Linked DNA regions of Mus musculus: region 2 is linked to region 1. Evidence: chromatin loops called from intact Hi-C (ENCODE). Cell type or tissue: gastrocnemius. All regions are shown on one strand. Each heading gives the region's core, and the rest is flanking DNA. Links, peaks and the distances in the headings are about the cores only.

Region 1 (9,828 bases), core at 3,034-7,033:
AGATGGCTCAGTGGGTAAGAGCACCCGACTGCTCTTCCGAAGGTCCAGAGTTCAAATCCCAGCAACCACATGGTGGCTCACAACCATCTGTAATGAGATCTGACTCCCTCTTCTGGTGTCTGAAGACAGTACTTACATATAATAAATAAATAAATCTTTAAAAAAAAAAAAAAAAAAAAAAAAAAAAAAAAAAAAAAAAAAAAAAAACATCTGGCATGCTCACACACACACAGTAAGGCCAAGAGCATAGTGGTGTCTGGAGTTGGTTGTTGAGACAGCCTCAGGGTTCCCTGTGGCTCAACTATTCAGTAAACAGATGAACCCTAAGCATATTTAATCACTATAATTTTTTACCCTAAATTACTGGGAAATCTTCATGCAAGGTCTCATATTAGTTAGATGTTTAATGCTGTTGGCTGAGATACCTTGTACATAGTAAGACTTGTTTCCTGACTGCTAATCCTCTTTGCAAATATCCATCACATGGTAGGCCTTCAACAGCACGTCTCTAGCTTTATTCTATGAAGCCTTTGTCAAGTAGCTTGCACATAGTATGTACCTGTATGTATGGCTTCTCTCGTTCTCCCTGCTTGGCATGGTAACCAGAACGTAGTAGGTACGAAGGTGGTAGGTGATTTTGCTCCCATTCTTTGGAGCCCTTGGGGGTGCTTGGCACATAGTAACTACTCAGTTTCTGGAGCTTAATTTTCAGTCCTTGTCATGGTGCCTGGCACATAGCACATGCACAGTTAAGTGCATCTCTTTGTATATTAACGTATGTAGTTCCTGGCGTGTGCCTGGCCCATAGTAGGTATGCAAGACACAGGCTTCTCTCCTGCCATTTTCTGAAGGTCATGACAAGTGTTCTAGCAATGAGCAGGTGCTTTAGCATGGTTGCCTTGTGGTGCTGGGCACATAGATGCAGTGTGGGTCCTGCCAGACACAAAGGAGGTACTCAGTAGTTGCTTTCTGTATTCCATGAAGCCTGTATCACATTCTTAACACACAGTAGGTATCTGATGACATACTCAGGCACATAGTGGAGCCCAGTGGTGAGAGTGTTCACCACCACCACCACTTGTTCCAGTGCCTGAGTCACAGCAACTGCCCTATGCTGTAGACTATGCACATGGCAGTCACTATCCCACAGCAAGCTCAGCAGTTCTTGGCCAGCCCTCCCGGACCCGCCCACCCGCCCATCTCACCTTTGATTGACACCCACTTCTTTTGGGTTCGACTTCTCTTTGGTTCGTTCTGTTTTGTTATCATCTTTTTATTTTCTCTTTCCCATCTTCTGTCCCTGCCTTCCCCGCCCATCCCACCTCCCCGCCCCCACGCTCTCCCCAATAGAACCGTCAGCCCCCCCTCAAGACGTTAAGTGCACCAGCTTGCGCTCCACGGCCATATTGGTAAGTTGGCGCCCGCCACCGCCAGAAACTCACAACGGGGCCCTCGTGGGCTACAGCGTCCGCTACCGACCGCTGGGCTCAGAGGACCCGGACCCCAAGGAGGTGAACAACATACCCCCGACCACCACTCAGATCCTTCTGGAAGCTTTGGAGAAATGGACGGAGTACCGTGTCACCGCCGTGGCTTACACAGAGGTGGGACCAGGGCCCGAGAGCTCGCCCGTGGTCGTCCGCACCGATGAGGACGGTAAGCACCAGCCCAAGCCATACCCGGGCTGCGCCGGCCCCTGGCAGCTCCAGCTCTGGGACGGGACTGGGGTCAGCGGGAGCCAGGAAGCCAGTGCAAGCTGGCCTCGAAGTTGGGTGCCCTCCTCCCAGGGTATGCCTGTAGGTGGCCTCCTGAGTCTTAGGTGCTCTGGGGCCCTGCACCATCCTGCCTGGAGGCAGGCGGCCACCTCCACCAACATACACCCACAGCGGCCTGTTAGAGGCCAGATAGCCTCCAGTGAAGAGCTAGTGTGAGCTACAGGCCAGGGCTGGGAGCCAAGCACCATGGGAAGAAGAAGTGCTGTTAGTGTCAGTGCAGGTAGAGGGAGGGTTTGGACCTGATGAAATCTGAGCAGTTGTTCTGCTGGCCTACTAGACCAGGAGATGATGGCGTTTGGGGAACTCCTACCTGACTGCCTAGTGCAGTCCCAGCTTTGGGGTCACGGATTCCATTTTCCAAGCCTTAGTTTCCCCATCTGTAGATTGCAGGGATGTGTATCAGTTCAGATGGGGCCATGGAGAAGGGCCACGGGCTCTGGGGACCGTGGTGGTCATTATGTGGTGCTGCAGCAGGTCCTGGGAACATAGGGGGTAGAGGAGGGCCATGCCTTTCCCAGGCCAGCAGCTATCCAACACCCTGGCCAGGGGCAGGGCCTGGCGCCCTGGTAACAGCCCCGCTGCCCCCCTCCTGCCCGCCAGTGCCCAGCGCGCCCCCGCGGAAGGTGGAGGCGGAGGCGCTCAACGCCACAGCCATCCGAGTGCTGTGGCGCTCGCCCACGCCCGGCCGGCAGCACGGGCAGATCCGCGGCTACCAGGTCCACTATGTGCGCATGGAGGGTGCCGAGGCCCGCGGGCCACCGCGCATCAAGGACATCATGCTGGCGGATGCCCAGGTGGGCAGGCACGGCTGGGGTGGCAGGGGTGCCTGGGCACTGTCTCCTCTCTGCTCCCCACTCCGCTGCTGGCTCCCCTCTCACTTCCCTCCTCTCTCTCCCTCCACCGCCTCCCGCTCAGTGGGAGATGGACGACACTGCCGAATATGTAAGTAGTTTTCCAGGCCATTCTGCTGTCCTCTCTGTGCATTCTGCATGCCTGTGGTCTCCCCACCTGTGTCCTTGCGTGCCCTCCATAGCTTCTGATGGACCTAGGGTCGGGAAGGACAGCTGTCAGAGGTGGCTCTAGAGCAGGGTGAATTTGCACTGTGTCCTCAAGCAAGACACTGCCTGTCTCTCTGCTGCTCTGAGTCCGTTTGACAGGAGACACAGAGGCTCTGTACAAGGTCCAGAGTTGCCACTAACCTGGCCTGTGCCCTACAGGGGTTTCATGCCCCAAAGGGAGACCCTCTTTCTTTCCTGCCTGTTTCTGTCTCCTCCCTCCACTCCTGTGTTCCTGAGAATTTCTGTACTGCCAGGCACGAGCGCGCGCGCGCGTGCGTGCGTGCGTGCGTGCGTGCGTGTGTGTGTTGTGTGTGTTGACCAGAGCCACCCAGGTGGGCATCAGGACCTAGTGTGCTTGAACATCTGCTGCCTGGGGTACAGTGTAAACAAACTGTGCCCCAACATGGAGTCACACTATTACCTGTATAGGGGCAAGCACCAAGCATGGGGTGGTCAGCACAGTAGGAAGGCAGAGGCTTATTGCTTCGGGATTTGATCGGAGACAGGATTAGCCTGACACCCCAATCTTCACCTTAGAATTTCAGGGCTGGCTTGAGTCGTGGCCCGCACCTCTCCATCCTGCCTCTCTTCTCAGAGTTATTCCATTTTAAGTTTGCAGCTTGCATCTTAACATTAGATGGCTGTTTCATAACTGGCTTTCAGATTCCAGATAGGGTTAACTGTTGAATTTCTCAAGTTGGTTGTGGGCAGCTCTGATAATCCAGTGGGTTCAGGGGGAAGCCAAGCCCTGGGGTAGGATGGGGCCTGGGATGTTAGAGAAACACCCAGGACCCCCCTGTAGCTGGAGTGCAGTGCCTTTGAGAAGCAGAGAGGGAGGAAGGAGAGCGGGGCAGCAGATGAGCAGGGTCTGGTGGACTATAGAGAATTGACCTGACTCCAGAGAAGGTGGGCGCCTTGGAGGAATGATTCTGATCGGGATGCTCTCTGATGGCTATTGCCCTGGGTATAGGAGCAGGGGACCTGGTGGTGGCTGTGTGCCCAGCTTGTGTGTTTCTGACAGGAGTGTGGACACTGCATGTTGCAGCCTGTGCATGAGCTCACCAGCATGTTGCCTGTGGACTGGAGGCATCATCTCTTGTGACTTTCTTAGGGGAGAAGGTGAGCAGGGCTGGCACCATTGCTGACCGTGCCCACCCATCCCACCCACAGGAAATGGTGATAACGAACCTCCAGCCTGAGACTGCTTACTCTATCACAGTAGCCGCGTATACCATGAAAGGCGATGGCGCTCGCAGCAAACCGAAGGTGGTGGTGACCAAGGGAGCAGGTAGATACCTATCCACTGCACAGCCTCTGGCTCCACAAGGCCAAGAGCATTTCCCATGATTCTCAAGCCAGAGTGGTTTTAAGACGCACCAGCCAGGTGGACCCAAAACAGGAAAGACATGGGCCCTTTTCAGAGGTTCCAGAGGCCAGGCACTGCTGGCCCTGATATCCATCTCTGCCCAAGTCACTCCCTCTCACCAGACACTATACTCATTTGGCTGTCTCCTCTCAGCTGCAAAGTGGGAGTCAAGCTTAAAGGTAGCCCAAAATAGGTCCATGTGCCTCACAGGGAATCCAAGTCTTTGCTTAAAGGAAGTCCTTCCTAAAATGTACCTTTAAAAACTAGACCTTAAGGACTGGGAGTGTGGTCAAGGGTGGGTCCCTGCGCAGAAATCCCTCAGTGAGGGGCTGCCTTTGGGGTTTGGAGAAACGTGGCAGGGCAGCTGTTTCTCCCTCCACAGTGCTGGGCCGCCCCACCCTGTCGGTGCAGCAGACCCCCGAGGGCAGCCTGCTGGCGCGCTGGGAGCCCCCCGCGGACGCGGCCGAGGACCCGGTGCTTGGCTACCGCCTGCAGTTTGGGCGCGAAGACGCGGCCCCGGCCACGTTGGAGCTGGCTGCGTGGGAGCGGCGGTTCGCGGCGCCTGCACACAAGGGCGCCACCTATGTGTTCCGGCTGGCAGCGCGGGGCCGCGCGGGGTTGGGCGAGGAGGCCGCGGCAGCGCTGAGCATCCCCGAGGACGCTCCGCGCGGCTTCCCGCAGATCTTGGGCGCCGCGGGCAACGTGTCCGCGGGCTCCGTGCTACTGCGCTGGCTGCCACCCGTGCCCGCCGAGCGCAACGGCGCCATCATCAAGTACACGGTGTCCGTGCGGGAGGCCGGCGCCCCTGGGCCCGCGACCGAGACGGAGCTGGCGGCGGCCGCCCAGCCGGGGGCCGAGACAGCGCTCACGCTGCGAGGGCTGCGGCCGGAGACGGCCTACGAGTTACGCGTGCGCGCACACACGCGTCGCGGCCCGGGCCCCTTCTCACCCCCGCTGCGCTACAGGCTCGCGCGGGACCCAGGTAGGCGCCGCCCCGGGCCCCGGCCCGCCCCTCCCCACAGGTAAGTCTCGGCCTCCAGACTCAGCCCAGGCGCCCGAGGCTCCAGTCGGTCGGTCGGCAGGCACAGGTGGGATGCGGCTTGGAGGCCACGCCCATTGCTACGCCCCTCCCGCTTTTCTCCGCAGCCGCGCCGTCTCTGCAGCAGCAGCAGCAGGCACTGGGGACAGGGCAGGCAGGGCCGGGCCAGGCAGGAAGGCCGAGGGCACAGCGGACCACAGGGACAACAGGGGCCGCCCCACGCGCCCCTTAGCCAGCGCCCGGTTCTTACTGGGCCATCTTTCTCTCTCTCCCTGCTTGCCGCCGCCCTCAGTCTCCCCAAAGAACTTCAAGGTGAAGATGATCATGAAGACTTCAGTGCTGCTGAGCTGGGAGTTCCCCGACAACTATAACTCACCCACACCCTACAAGGTACTACAACAGTGGAGGAAGGGGCGGGGCGGGAGGTAAAATCTGGGAGCCTGAGGGAGATTGGGCACAGTCAAGGCCACCCCAGATCAGGATTCGATGATACTTAGATTTCACAGTTTAGTCTGAGATTGAGGCGCAGTCTACGATTAATCACAGCTGGATCAGGGTCTGTCAGGGTTGCTACTGAACCTGGGATCAAGGCTCAGTCAAGTTGAAGCCTAGTCAGGACTGGCACTCAGAGCTGGGGTTCTGGCCAAAGCCAGGATTTAGTATGTTGTTCAGTCTTGGTCAGAAGCTAGAGTTAAGGGACCTCCTCGAACAGTCAGTTGTTCCTGAGCCTAACTCCAGGGCTTTGCCATGTTTGAAGGTCAATCAGGGATCAAGGCTTAGTTGGACCTGAAGGTTATTTTTGGACTGGAGCTCAGTCAGCTCTGTACTGAATTAGAACTCAGGAGCTAAGTTTGGGTTTAGGTTCAGTCAGATGGTTCATCCAGAAGTGAGGCTCAGTCAGGATTGGTCCAGGACAGGCAGCCTGAGGTTGCAGCTCTGCTGGGGTTGCTAGGCCCCGGCCCATTTCTTGCTGAGCCAGCTCTGCCTACAGATTCAGTACAATGGGCTCACCCTGGATGTGGACGGCCGCACGACCAAGAAGCTGATCACACACCTCAAGCCACACACCTTCTATAATTTCGTGCTCACCAACCGTGGCAGCAGCCTGGGGGGCCTGCAGCAGACGGTCACTGCCAGGACCGCCTTTAACATGCTCAGTGGCAAGCCTAGCGTCGCCCCGAAGCCCGACAATGACGGTTTCATCGTGGTCTACCTGCCTGATGGCCAGAGTCCTGTGACCGTGCAGTATGCTAACCCCCCTCCCCCCATACCTGTCCCTGTAGCTGTCAACCCACTATGTGACTGCATCGAGCCACACATCCCTTCTGTGACCCCATTTGCACACTTACTGAGATAAGGGTCACGTGAACCTGCCTCATGCGACTGTCCCCATAAAGCCTGACCCTTCACTGGGCGACCTTTAGCCCCCGAAAAGATTCTGGTCTGTGCTTCAGGCTAGCGGGGAGGCCTAGCTAGGAGTCTGCAGTGAGGACCTCAAGGGGCTTCCTGGGAGGCGGGGAAAGGGCGTAAGATCACGTGGGCTTTGAGGGATGCACAGGACACTGAGATCTGGCACGCCATGAAGTAGGCAGAAGGCAGATAGCTAAGAACTGGGACGTAGAGGCGTGTTACTGCAAGGGGTTGGGATTGGGACACGGGTGTCACTGAAACTCTACCCACAGGAACTACTTCATTGTGATGGTCCCACTTCGGAAGTCTCGAGGTGGCCAGTTCCCTGTCCTACTAGGTAGTCCAGAGGACATGGATCTGGAGGAGGTAAGGCCACCCCGTCTCCATGGGGCCTGCACACAGCCAGGCTGTGACGCCCGTCTCCCCTAGGAGCGCTGAGGCCTGTGACACTCTTTCTGCAGCTCATCCAGGACATCTCCCGGCTGCAGAGGCGCAGCCTGCGCCACTCCAGACAGCTGGAGGTGCCTCGGCCCTACATCGCCGCTCGATTCTCCATCCTGCCAGCTGTCTTCCATCCTGGGAACCAGAAGCAATATGGTGGCTTTGACAACAGGGGCTTGGAGCCAGGCCACCGCTATGTCCTCTTTGTGCTTGCTGTGTTGCAGAAGAATGAGCCTGTAAGTCCTCGGCAGCGTCTGCCTACATCCTAGCTTCCACCTACATCCTAGCTTCCACCTACATCCTAGCGTCCGCCTACATCCTAGCTTCCACCTACATCCTAGCGTCCGCCTACATCCTAGCTTCCGCCTACATCCTAGCTTCCGCCTACATCCTAGCTTCCGCCTACATCCTAGCTTCCGCCTACATCCTAGCTTCCGCCTACATCCTAGCTTCCGCCTACATCCTAGCTTCCGCCTACATCCTAGCTTCCGCCTACATCCTAGCTTCCGCCTACATCCTAGCGTCCGCCTACATCCTAGCTTCCGCCTACATCCTAGCTTCCGCCTACATCCTAGCTTCCGCCTACATCCTAGCTTCCGCCTACATCCTAGCTTCCGCCTACATCCTAGCTTCCGCCTACATCCTAGCGTCCGCCTACATCCTAGCTTCCGCCTACATCCTAGCTTCCGCCTACATCCTAGCTTCCACCTACATCCTAGCTTCCCCACCAGCCTGGAGACAGGATAGAAATGGAGGTACAGAGGTCACCTGGTGGCTTGCTCTATGGATATGTGGACCTCTCTGTGAGGTTGACCCAAATCGATCCCCAAAGCCAAGCATAGACGTTGTGAGCTCACAGAAGGCTAGGCCTGGACAAAGAGACTGACTGGACACGGGGTTGGGGTGAGGGTCCCTAGGGTTCATCCTTTAGAGGAAAACACCACCTTAGCTGGGGCTGAGAAGGATCAGCAGGAGCTCAACAGAAAAGGTTTCCCATCCCCCATGTGCCCCAGGAGAGAAGCCTGGGAGCGGCCCCGGCAGCGGGCATAGACAGCTAGAGGGCGTTAGGCCAGTTGGGGGTCCGGATGTGGCCAGCACTGATGACAGCCCCTCCGCTGCCTCTGTCCTGCAGACATTTGCAGCCAGTCCCTTCTCAGACCCCTTCCAGCTGGACAACCCGGACCCTCAGCCCATTGTGGACGGCGAGGAGGGCCTCATCTGGGTGATTGGGCCTGTGCTGGCCGTGGTCTTCATCATCTGCATCGTGATTGCCATCCTGCTGTACAAGAAGTGAGTGAGCCCAAGGGCGGGAGGAGGACACTGAGCTAGGGGACTGTGCTTGACCATAAGGGTGTAGCTGCTTAAGTGAGGGACCGTCACACCTGTGCCAGAGAAAACTGAAGTGACCTCCTTGGAACGGGGTCCAGGCATAGAGGGAAAGCACCAAATGACAGAAACTGGGAGTCGGCAAGATTGGGAAGCCACTGACATCACAGAAGGGGCTCGGTCTGACCTGCACAGTCTCACTTGGCATTCTCTTTTTCTCCTCTCACCTGCATCCGGTCTGGGGACAGCAAACCTGACAGGTGAGGACTGGCTTGAGGCAGGAGGATGACGGGTGGTTGGAGCTGGGCTCATGGGACGTGGCTACTTCAGTTCTCCAGGTGGCATACGTGTTTATACAAGGGCCTGGGATCAAGGCTCAGTATAGGATTGGAATTTAGGTGAGATTGAGGCTCAGTCAGCTTGGAGCTTAATCTGGGATAAGGGCTTGTCCTGGATTGTAGTCCAGTCTAGGACTGAAGTTTAGTCTATAGGACGAATGATTCATCTGGATTTGGGGCTCAGCTAAGGCCGAGAACCCAATCTGAGGTTGATGCTAGTCTAGGATCCAAGGGTCTTTGTAGGATTGAGGCTCCATAAAATTAGGGTTCAGTGTGTAAATGGCCCATTCCCTACCTCGTGTTTGTAGGTCCTGGGCCATGTGTCCCTGAGTGTGTGCACACACACTTTGGGGCATATGCTAAAACATTGGCTTTCTGTCCCTTCCCTCTCTGTCCTTGAAGCAAACGCAAGGACTCAGAGCCCCGCACCAAATGCTTACTGAACAATGCCGACCTTGCCCCCCATCACCCCAAGGACCCTGTGGAAATGCGACGCATCAACTTCCAGACACCAGGTATGAGCTGACTGTGGGGGCCAGAAGCAGCTGGGGTGGGGCCAGAAGCACCCCCTAAATGAGCCAGGCTCTGATCACCAAAGCAGCAGGTCATGTGACTGCCACCTTCTCCGAGAACTTAAAAAGTCAAAAACAAAATGAATCAGGCAGAAAGGCAGGGGGGTTCATATCACACCCCCTACCCCGTGTCCTCCATCCCTCACCCAGTGCCCTTGGGGTGGAGTTGAGGGTCATCCTGGTTTGTGTTTGCACACTGGCCTTGGAATGTGTCTGTGCCTAGTCTCCACCCATCAGCTCATCAGGGCTCATTGTGTCTTCAAGAGGAAGGCTCCCCAAACTCCCCATCCCCTCCATGGGCTTCAGCTGCTTCCTTCCACGTAGCAGGCTTCATACGTAACTGAAGGCCATGCCCTGTGGGTTCCACATAGTTTTCCCTCTCCTTCATCTCTGGTCAGCCAGATTTTCACCCCATGGGGGCTCTGTAACCTGTGGGTTTAACTCCTGGTGCTGTCCTGAGAACGGCAGCCTCACAAGCCCTGACTTGTGTCCTGCTCAAGCTG
Region 2 (9,828 bases), core at 2,312-6,311, 63 kb after region 1:
CTGACAAGCCTATGGGGAACTCTGCATTGGCTAGTGGGAAGACAGCAGCCCTGTGCCTGCCTGGGAGGTATGCCGAGGGATCAGGTGAACTACTGCGGATGTGGCCCTGACTCCTCTACACGTCAGTGGTTCACGAAGCCTTGCGAAACAAGCACAAGTAAAGGCTAGGGTAGCTGGGGTCTCCAGGAAGAAAAGGATAGCTGATATGGCTCCTGCCTCCCCCAACCCAAAGCTGAACCCACAAATTTGTGCCAGGGACAAGAGCTATGACTCATCCCTGTCTGCAGCCACCACAGCAAGGACCCTAACGCCTCACATCACCAAGTCTAGACCACATGGCTGACCCTGGGGAGTGACCAAGCCATGTGGGGAGGGTAGAAGGTCCATGTGGGGTAGTTGGTCTGAAGCAAACTGGAGACACAGGGACCCCAGGTACTTCAACATGAGGCAAGGAGGTGTGAACTCTGTGCCAGGCTACAGTGTTGAGTGATGCTAAGCAGCCCAGGATCATCTGAGGGACACGGGCACGAGGCCTTGATGGTACAGTACAGGTTTCAAGTAAGGGGGCAATCTCAAGGCCTCAGGGTACCATGGGTCCAGCCCTGTGGGTAGACAGCCAGCTGAGCCCTGGTGCAATGGGATGAACAGGGCTCTGTGGACACACCAGTCTCTTCCTGCCCTCCTGCCTGTCTCCCGCCCACAGAGGAGGCCGCTATTAATAGTGCAATTTCTGCGGTGTTCTGTTTATCCCCCGGAAGGGCTGATGGATGTGAATAATTACCAGACTATAAAAGCCAGCGTATGTGCTGCTCTCTATTGCTCTAAATCATCAAACAAATAAAGCAAGAAACAGTGTTTCTGAATATAATTTTCCCCTCTAATGGCTCAGAATTATTATCAAGAACAATGAAAATAAATAAGCAAAGCCTTGCCAGTTAAAAACTAAACAACTGTGTCAGGAAGGGGAATACAGGCTTGGGGGAGCAAGCCTCACACAGGACTGTGTCAGGAAGGGGCCATAGGCTTGGGGGGGAGGGGCAGGCTCACACAGGACTGTGTCAGGACTATGTCAGGAAGGGGAATACAGGCTTGGGGGAGCAAGCCTCACACAGGACTGTGTCAGGAAGGGGCCACAGGCTCACACAGGACTGTGTCAGGAAGGGGCACATGGACCTGGGAGCAGGCCAGCACAGAAGCCTGCCAGCTGGTGAGGGTGAGCCATGCCATGAACCCAACTGCCCTCATGTGCCCAAAGCTTTGGACTTTGGTGGCCTCTGTCTGGCTCCCACAGGCAAGGTGCCTTGCCAGGCCTTTAGCCACATCTGTGCCCCAAGCTCCAAGGACCTGCTGAGGACCATGGTGCTCAGTCCTCAGTGAGGAGACCATCATCTAGCTGAGCTCAAGTCAATGACAACATTGAGGCCAAGCAATGAGGGAGCCTTGTGTGATGTCCACAGTTAAGGATGAGGGAGGTGATTCCACAGTGCCTATACAGTGCCTGGCAGGAAACAATTCATACAGGAAGAGAGCAGAACACTCTCCCCCTGCCACAGAGGCCAGGCCAAGTGCCACGTGAAGGCCCTTGTAGGGACATGCATACATATGCCTCCCCAACCCAACACATACACACCATAGCCTAGGATGTCACTGTAGGTTCAACTGCAGTGGCTCTCCTGGGCCCCAAGAGCCAACTTGTCATGACTACCCTCAGATACAAAGCCCCTGGGCTAAAACCAACAGGGCAGCTCCTGAGCTAAGGTCCACACAGTCCTGGAGGATGCTCACTGCTCCCCGTGAGCCAGCAGCTTCCCAGGCCCTGGTGGGAATAGTCCAGGGTGGCCCTCTGCTTGGACCATGAGGAGGCAGAGGCTGAGACAGTGGAGATGTATCTGACGACCACAGGACGACACATCAAGTCCTCATGTGGTTCCTGCACACAGTACCCCCCTCAGAAGAGCTGTTTAAACATCTTAGCTCTGAGGATGAGGCCAGTGCATTGGCCACTGCAGAGAACACCTCAAACAGTGAGAGGCCTCTCTCTGCAAAAGGCCATGGGCCCTGGCTGTTTTCCTGGGAGTCCTCCACGCCCTTCCCACTAAAGACGCAGTGCCATAAGCCCACAGCCGTGGCTTAGGGGAGAAGGTCAGGTTGGCAGAGATTTCTTAGTGGCAGAAAAAGGAAGGCAAGCAGAAAACCATGTCGAAAACAGGAGCATATCAAGTAACAGGCCAGCCTCTCACAGTGCGAAAACAGACCAAGGAACTGACCACCCCCACCCCCCCACCAGGGCTACCAAAAACATGCTGCAGATGAAATCTATACAAAACACCTAGCCCAAGTTTGGTGGACACACCTATAACCCCAGTATTCAGGGGGCAGAGATAGGTAGATAGATCTCTGAGTTCAAAGCCAGCCTGGTCTACAGCGTGAGTTCTGAGCTTACCAGAGCTACACAGGGAGATCTTATGTCAAAAGAAGAATAGAAAAGGAAAAAAAGAAGAAGAAGAAGAAGTCTGGGCGGTGGTGGCGCACGCCTTTAATCCCAGCACTTGGGAGGCAGAGGCAGGTGGATTTCTGAGTTCGAGGCCAGCCTGGTCTACAGAGTGAGTTCCAGGACAGCAAGGGCTACACAGAGAAACCCTGTCTCAAAAAAACAAAAACAAAACAAAAAAGAAGAAGAAGAAAGAAAGAAAACCAGACAGCAAAGCACTGCACATAAAGTCTGCGGCCAACCAGGACAGGAAAGCCACTGTCCCCAAGTGTCCCTACAGTAGTAAAGGGCAACACTGAAGAGGTGATCCAGAGCAGAGTAAGTGGCCTTCACAGACACCTTCTCTAGCTAGCTCCACACTAGAGACACTAGCCAATGAAATACAGCAGGAACAAGTCAGGAATGCTCAAGGAATAGTCAACAACCGGAGGGAACAGGCTGAAAGGTAGCCAGCACCTTGCAGACCTGAGCCAAGTCCCAGCACATGGAGACTCCCAACAGCAGAAGGGACTCAGAGCACAGGGCTACAAGAAATACCCGGGATCTAAAGTAAGGCACTCAGAAGGAAACCAACACTGTGTCAGGTCCAAGAGACACCTGTTCTGTGTCCCCAGCAACAGGAATGCAGACAAGAATGGTAGACACACTCCCTCCCACAGGGTCTCATTGAGGCCTATGGTCATACCACTGGCAAAGAGCAAGTGATGGTGGCTCCCACAGCCCTGGCCACAGCCTGGGAGACCTTGGAAAGAGAGCATATGGGACTGCAGGTGACTTCCTGGTGTGACCAAGCAGGAGGCCTCTGCAGCTGAGTCTCAAAAGGAGGGATTCCACAGGTCAGAGCAAAACCTGGACAGACAGGTGTTAAATGAAGGTGCCCTTGAACCCAGGCATCAGAGGCAGGCTGGCAAACAGACTGTCAACACCCACTGCCCACCCAATGGAGAGGATGTGACACACATGGGAAAGACACATGGGGCTGTGAGCAGCTCCATATGAGGGACCAGGCTTCTATGTACCCCAATTTGATCACTCCCACAAAAAGAGCTTCAGTTTGCCTAACCCAAAAGGGATTTCCAGTAAGGAACCACCTGACCTGGCTGGCACTGAGTGAGGTCTGCCCATTCCCACCAGGGAATCCCCACGTCTTAGCGTCTTAGCGTCTTATCGCTTGTGCAGGTGGGACAGACAATACAAACTGCAGCAAAGATAGCAGCAGCCAGAATGGGAGAGGCTGCTCCCAGGATGGAGACTATTGAGCCACTGGCTTTATCTCTAATGGATCGTTTTCTGGGACAATGGGCGGTAGAATTTGGTGTCACACACCAGCGGTGTCAATGGCTTCTAGTAATGACATTTTTATTGAAACACACAGGGGATCAAGAGAGCTAGCTTGGAGAACACAGAGCCTCAGAGATAGGAGGACCAACCACCCACAGGGAAGCTGGTGGTATGGGGAAGAACAGTGTCTGGGTAGCCGGGGAGGGGTGGATGGATATCTGTGACTGTCACATCTCCCTGGGGACCCAGGGAAGAGGTTAGACACTGTCACATTTGTGTCCAACAATCTCAGATGAGGCAGAGGCTGCATGCTCAGATGAGGTGTGGGGCCCCACCCCCACCCCACCCCCACCCCCACCCCCACCCCCATGGATTTTTAGTGAAGGACAAAGACCAAAACTTAAATGTCACCTACTCTGCACTGCCCAAAGTCTGGGAAAGGTTCACAGGAGAGAATCCGAGAGGCAGGTCCTGGTGATGGTGCAGAGCTAGTAAGGGCCTAGTGGTGGACATGAGTGGGGTACAGAAAAGGCACCATTTTGGACTTGGAGCTGTGGACATGCAGAGGCTTCCAATACCCTGGACCATGTCCCAGACAACAGGAGTCCTGTACACAGCCATCAGCCTGGACTCACAGTCTGATGCAGTAACCCTGTGTCAGTGGTCTCCTAAGCCAGGCTCAGGATTCTGCCCAATCACTGTGTTCAAACTTAAAAACAAAGAATTAGGGGCAGGTCCTCTGAGAACAAGGAGGGGGGCTGCTCAGAACAAAGAGAATATGGGTGGAGACAGGAGACACTTCCAGGACCTATGTGCTATACACTGTGGCCTGCATGGTAGGCAGCATGGACAGCAGGCCTGTGGTCACCCAGGTCTCTCTGAGGTCTGTCCACCTGAAAGAGGTGTGACCTATATGTGGACATCCCAAAAGTCACCAGCAGGTGACTGAGCCTGAGACAGCCTGCAAAGGTGAATTCCCAACAGGAAGTATGCCAATCAAGCTTTTACATATGGTTGGAGAGAAGACTGAACCGTTTATACAAAGTTCAGCAATGGCCTTTCCCAGGCCACGCAGCCCAGGGACATGGAGTGTATGGAGTTCAAAGACAAATGGGGTAGCTCAAGTCCTCAAGCCAGGACAGCAGCACTGTGTGCAGAGAGGGCAATGGGACTTCAAGGGCTCCTGCAGAGCACAGCAGTTCACCGCACACATGGAGAGTACACATGAACACACACCTAGGCCCCCATCCTTCGTTCCACAGTAAGAAAGAGGGGGTTCCATGGCCTACCGGGAGCCTGCAAAGAATTCAGTGGCTCAGGGATAAAGAGATGGCCCAGTAGTTAAGAGCACTGGCTAATCTTCCAAAGTACCTAGATTCAATTCCCAGCACCCATATGACAGCTCACTCCAGTTCCAGGGATTGGACAGACACATATGCAGGCAAAACACCAATGCACATAAAATAAAAATAAGTCATTATTAAAAACTCATTGGGGTGAGTCTGGCCTCATCAGGAGATGGCCCCTCCAAGGTCAGGGCTGCAGAAAGCAAGGGTGTTCCCACACAGCCTGAAGGCAAGGGGCTACTGTAGGCTGCCTAGAGAGCCCAAAGGGTTCATACACTCCACTTCTGAGCCACAGAGCCCCAGGCACACAGATACCACAGAGCCCACGCTCCATCTGTGATTCCTCTCCAGGAAGAAGGAAAGGAACCAGGCACCCTGAAAAAGAGACAGTGTTGGGTCCAACTGTCGGCCTAGCACAGGGCCACCCTGCTTCTTCCTCTCTTGACTTCTCTGAGAATTAAAACATTTAATTTTAGAGTTTATTTCACCTCAAAGTACAGTGTGGCAGACATTAAAGAATGCCCTGCTGGGAGAGAATACCCAGGAGACGACCTGAGCCACACAGTCAAGGTCAGCATTAGCATGGCCAGTCTGTGATGGAGGGACCACAGACACTATACTCCACATCACCAAGGCCAGCGAGCAAGAAGGAAAGTGGGAAGTCAGATAACAGGCTGCCCAGAGGAGCTAGGAGGACTGTGTAAGACACTGAAAACTCTGCATAGCGCATGGTCCACTCCTGGGAAAGCTGCAGTGCTGGCTCACCATAGACAGATCCACCTGCACTATCAGGTAAAAGAGGGAGGAACAGGAAGAGGGAGGAAGAGGACAGAGACAAGGAGGAAGAGGACAAAGAGGAGGAAGAAGACAGAAAGTAAAAGAAGTAGACAGAGAGAGGAAGAGGAAGACAAAAAGGGAGGGGAGGGGGCAGGGAGAGGAAGACAGAGGAGAGAGGAAGAAAGGAGAGAAGAAAGGAGACAGAGAGGGGGAGGAAAAGGGTGGTGGAAGGGAGAGGAATCCCCAACCAAAAAAAGTAGGCCATATAAAAACCAAAGAGAAAGAGCTACGGGCCACCACCCCAGCTCACCGTTTGGCTCAAGAGCCCAACTCAGCTCCAATTCCCCAAGTCTGTGGGGTGGGGAGGGGCTCCTCACAAACTGCTGCAGGCTAACAGCCCTGATTCAGGCAAAGAATACAGAAGGCTTCCTGCTCAGCATTGCTTACAGAGCTCTGCAGCCCAGAAGCAAACTCTTTAAGTGAAGACAGAAAGGCAGGGGAGAGTCAAGTGGGACCCTGTATGAGCCCCAACATGCAAATGGTGTGCTGGCTGCTCTGACCCTCAGATCCTGGGAACACAGCTGCGAGGCAGGGCCTGCCACAGCCAAGTCTTCGGCAGGCCTGGTTGTGGAAAGGACAAAGCAGGACGGCTCATCGAGCTAATGGGCACAGGCTGTGACTCAGAGCTGCACCCTGCCGTGTGCACCAGATTCCCTGAAATTGCCCGTCATCATCAGAGCATCGTGGTGGCTAATGACACAGGGCTCATCTTGCATGCCAGGGGCCCAATGCCCCAGTTCAAGCTCAGGCACGTCACAAGCCTCAGTTACTTATCTGGCTGCAGTGGTGGCTGAGATGTACAGCAGTCTCAACAAGCGGAAGGCCAGAACCATGGCATTAGGGTGACAGAGCAGCTGTGGCCAGAGTGAGGCCAAGGGCCCAATGACAAGGCAGCAAGGGGTACTGGGCCAGGAATAACACAATTGTCCCTTGCTAGCTTCTGTGTGTCTGGACCAAGTGGTTGCGATGGCTGGAGAGCCAAGCCCCACAGGACAGAGCTTTGAGTCCAGCTGGAGAATGCCCCTGGCTGGCTCTCAATCACCTTACATTTGGGGTCTCCTGGCTTCTAGTCCTGAGGGAGGGAACACACAGTAGCCTGTGGACTGACTTCACATGCTTGCAATGTCGGAGACAACATAGGTCAGGGGACATGGAGTGATTGCATCCTTGGGACAGAGGCCAAGGCCATCATTGAGATGTGGACTGGGTAGAGAAAGATCCTGCCACAGCCATACTTGGTGCATTAGCAACACAGCCACAGAGCCTGTTGTTAGGCTCTACAGCACAGGGCAGCTACCTGGGACAAATGTCACCCTTGGAGGAGGTTCCTTCTATAGAGAGCTCTGCAATCTCATAAACCCCAAGGACAACTGAGGACAAGCACCATGGCCAGGTGCTCTAGAGAGGACAGAGTGGCAGTGCAGGGACCATGAAGAAGTCCCCCATCCCCACTCCCACCCCCCCAGTGGTGATGTCCCCACACCAAGAGACCATCACAGTCACTGGCTTCAGGTCAGAGCAGGGACAGCAGCAGCTCACAGACTTGCACACATCAGTTCAACTCAGACATTGTGGGGCATCTGCCTTTCCAAAGCACTGCAGGGAATACTTGGCACATGGAAAGCATCCACCTCCCAGGTGTCTACCACACAGTAGAGGCAGGACAAGGGAGGGACCAGCAATGTGAGCCAGATAAGAGACAACCACTCCAAGCTGCGCTGCCTCCTGCTGGCTTCATCATCAGAGGGATCTGGCAGCTCAGCTGACAACTGGAAGGAACCACCCTCACAGGTGCAGAGAGTTAGGGTAGGGCACAAGAACCATCTTTGCTCCCTCAGTATGGGGGCTGCAAGGCACTCAGAAGCCAGTGCCATACCAGCTGATAGAGATCCAAGCCAGGGCAGCTCTCCAGCAGATCCAGCCGTCCTTTGGGGTCTTAGAGGGCAATTGATGTAGGCTACCTTCCCTAGGCTAGGCTAAAGGGTCTGACTAACCATAGTGGTCATAGCAGATTACACAGGGTGGAGGGGGAAGCACGACTGGGAGACCTTCAAATACAGGCCTCCTCATTTCCCATACAAGGCACTGTCCTTGGAAGCCTTATAACAGCTGTACAGTGTGCCCACTCCTCCAGAGACCCCAGTGCAAGAACAGCTTTCTATAGAGAGCATGAGAGCCCACCGCTCCTTCAAGTGCCACCTGCAGGGGCAGCTTCTGGAAGACTAGACAGAACCTGCCCAGGGCAGCACACACCCCCACCTTCAGATTCCTTGACCCTCAAATCACACCAGTCAAAGCTGCAACAGATGCAGAGAACCTTCAGAAAATACTGCAACCTGCAGATATCCTCATGTATCCAAAACCCAGTATGGTGCTGAACCAGAACACAAAACATAGACTGGACTAGAGGATCTGATGGAGGAGGGGTTGCAACAGTTCCCTCTGAGAGTAAAGCATTCCATTTTGCAGAGATGCATTTTAAACAGGAAGGTAAGCAACTAAAAACAGCTTCAGGAAGTCCCTGAAACCAACCAGCTTCACTTGGCCCCTCCCTGTCAGAGTGAGCACTAATAAAGCTGAGCTCAGGAAACCAGTCTGCCTGGAAGATGCTCAGACCAACTGAGGCACTGGAAAGGACAGTCTGCATCCTGACATCCTCCCTGCAGGCTGTGCGGTGAGCATCAGGTTCTCAGCTTTCTGAGCTGTCACTCAGGCCTTGGTGATGCAGCTGTCTGTGAGTCATTTCTGCTCCAGTAGGTGACCCCTCATGCATATGCCTGTCAGTGACCCCAATAAAACTCATGGCACCACGCTGGACTTTGGTGGTGCCCATACTAGGAACTGTCATAGGCTCTGTTAGCATTCCTTCTAGGCTTTGCCCAACAGTCACCTGGCAACAGCCAAGTAGCCTGGCTTCCTATAAAAGGGGTTGTGTGGTCTCTTCTTGATCTCTCTGACTATCTTTTCTCCCTGACCCCTTTCTTTCTCTCTCCCCGTGTTCCTGGCCAACCTCTTCTCTTCTTCTCTCCCTCTCCTCTCTCTCCTCTTTCTCCTCTTCCTCCTCTTCTTCTTCTTTCTCCTCTTCTTCTTTCTCCTCTTCTTCTTCTTTCTCCTCTTCCTCCTCTTCCTCTTCTTCTTCTTCCTCCTCTTCTTCTCTCTCTCTTTCTCCCTCCCTTCCTTCCTCCCCTCTCTCTTCTCTGTCTTTCTCTGACTCTACTCCCTTCTCAAATTCCCTTCCTATGCCCTAAATAACCCCTATTCCTCACTCTACCTATATGGCTGGTACTTTAGAAAGAAGAGATGTTTCAGTATGGGCCCAGAGGCACCCCTCCCACCTCTACTGTGCTCTACAAAACACATCCTGGCTCTCCTTTTTGTATAAAATACAACAGGCTTCCTACCTGGAGAAAGGCACAGTCAAGGAGCCTGCTAACTGCAGCCAGGAAGCCAGTGGGAACAGTTGCCTCACTCAGAAAGGTGGGAGTGCCATCTAGTGGTCACCAGGAGTGGGACATCCTGCTTATATTCTCACACACAAATACACTCAACCACACCTGCTTAGGCAGGCAACAGCTGCACACATATAGTGACTTGCAGCAGGAGTAGCCATTGATTTGGTTTAGATCTGTGGGTGTCACTGGCCCTGCGTAAATCACGAGGAACAGGTCCTTGCCACTGCCACATCACTTCTCATGGGATCCCTGAGCCCCAAGTGTCAGCTACCATAGCTGCCCTCCACAGAGGTGGGAGCAGAGCACCATGGGAGGAGTCACATGGCTGGACAGGTCTACACAGAGGACGATGTCACCAGAGGCTAGGGGGCCACACTGGGGGTTGAGGACACAGACAGGGATATTGGGAGTTAGAATTCGG

What was found. A loop is a pair of places that touch in the nucleus more often than their neighbours do. Peaks named below come from ENCODE experiments on the same cell type or tissue, not always from the same donor. Only the 100,000 strongest peaks of a DNase experiment are listed, where the experiment ranks them.
Region 2: it touches region 1 in a loop (5-fold over the local background); 3 of 42 quality-filtered maps call a loop at or near these places.

What each region holds. Positions count from the first base shown.
Region 1 is chr17:56,420,680-56,430,507 of GRCm38, reverse strand. Ptprs (protein tyrosine phosphatase, receptor type, S) reads left to right here. Exons shown (of 33, transcript NM_011218.2): 11 at 1,351-1,656; 12 at 2,376-2,569; 13 at 4,004-4,121; 14 at 4,582-5,181; 15 at 5,531-5,628; 16 at 6,230-6,483; 17 at 6,921-7,014; 18 at 7,110-7,325; 19 at 8,222-8,379; 20 at 8,664-8,675; 21 at 9,156-9,268. Among named protein-coding and RNA genes, the nearest start is that of Mir6977, 6.7 kb to the right of the region's middle. In gastrocnemius, for the core only: no CTCF peak of the experiment used is centred there; DNase peaks (open chromatin) are centred at 4,761 and 5,306; H3K4me3 peaks cover 1,750 bases; H3K27ac peaks cover 2,085 bases.
Region 2 is chr17:56,357,361-56,367,188 of GRCm38, reverse strand. The region is part of intron 5 of Kdm4b (lysine (K)-specific demethylase 4B); the gene reads right to left. Among named protein-coding and RNA genes, the nearest start is that of Gm32715, 26 kb to the left of the region's middle. In gastrocnemius, for the core only: no CTCF peak of the experiment used is centred there; no DNase peak of the experiment used is centred there; H3K27ac peaks cover 205 bases.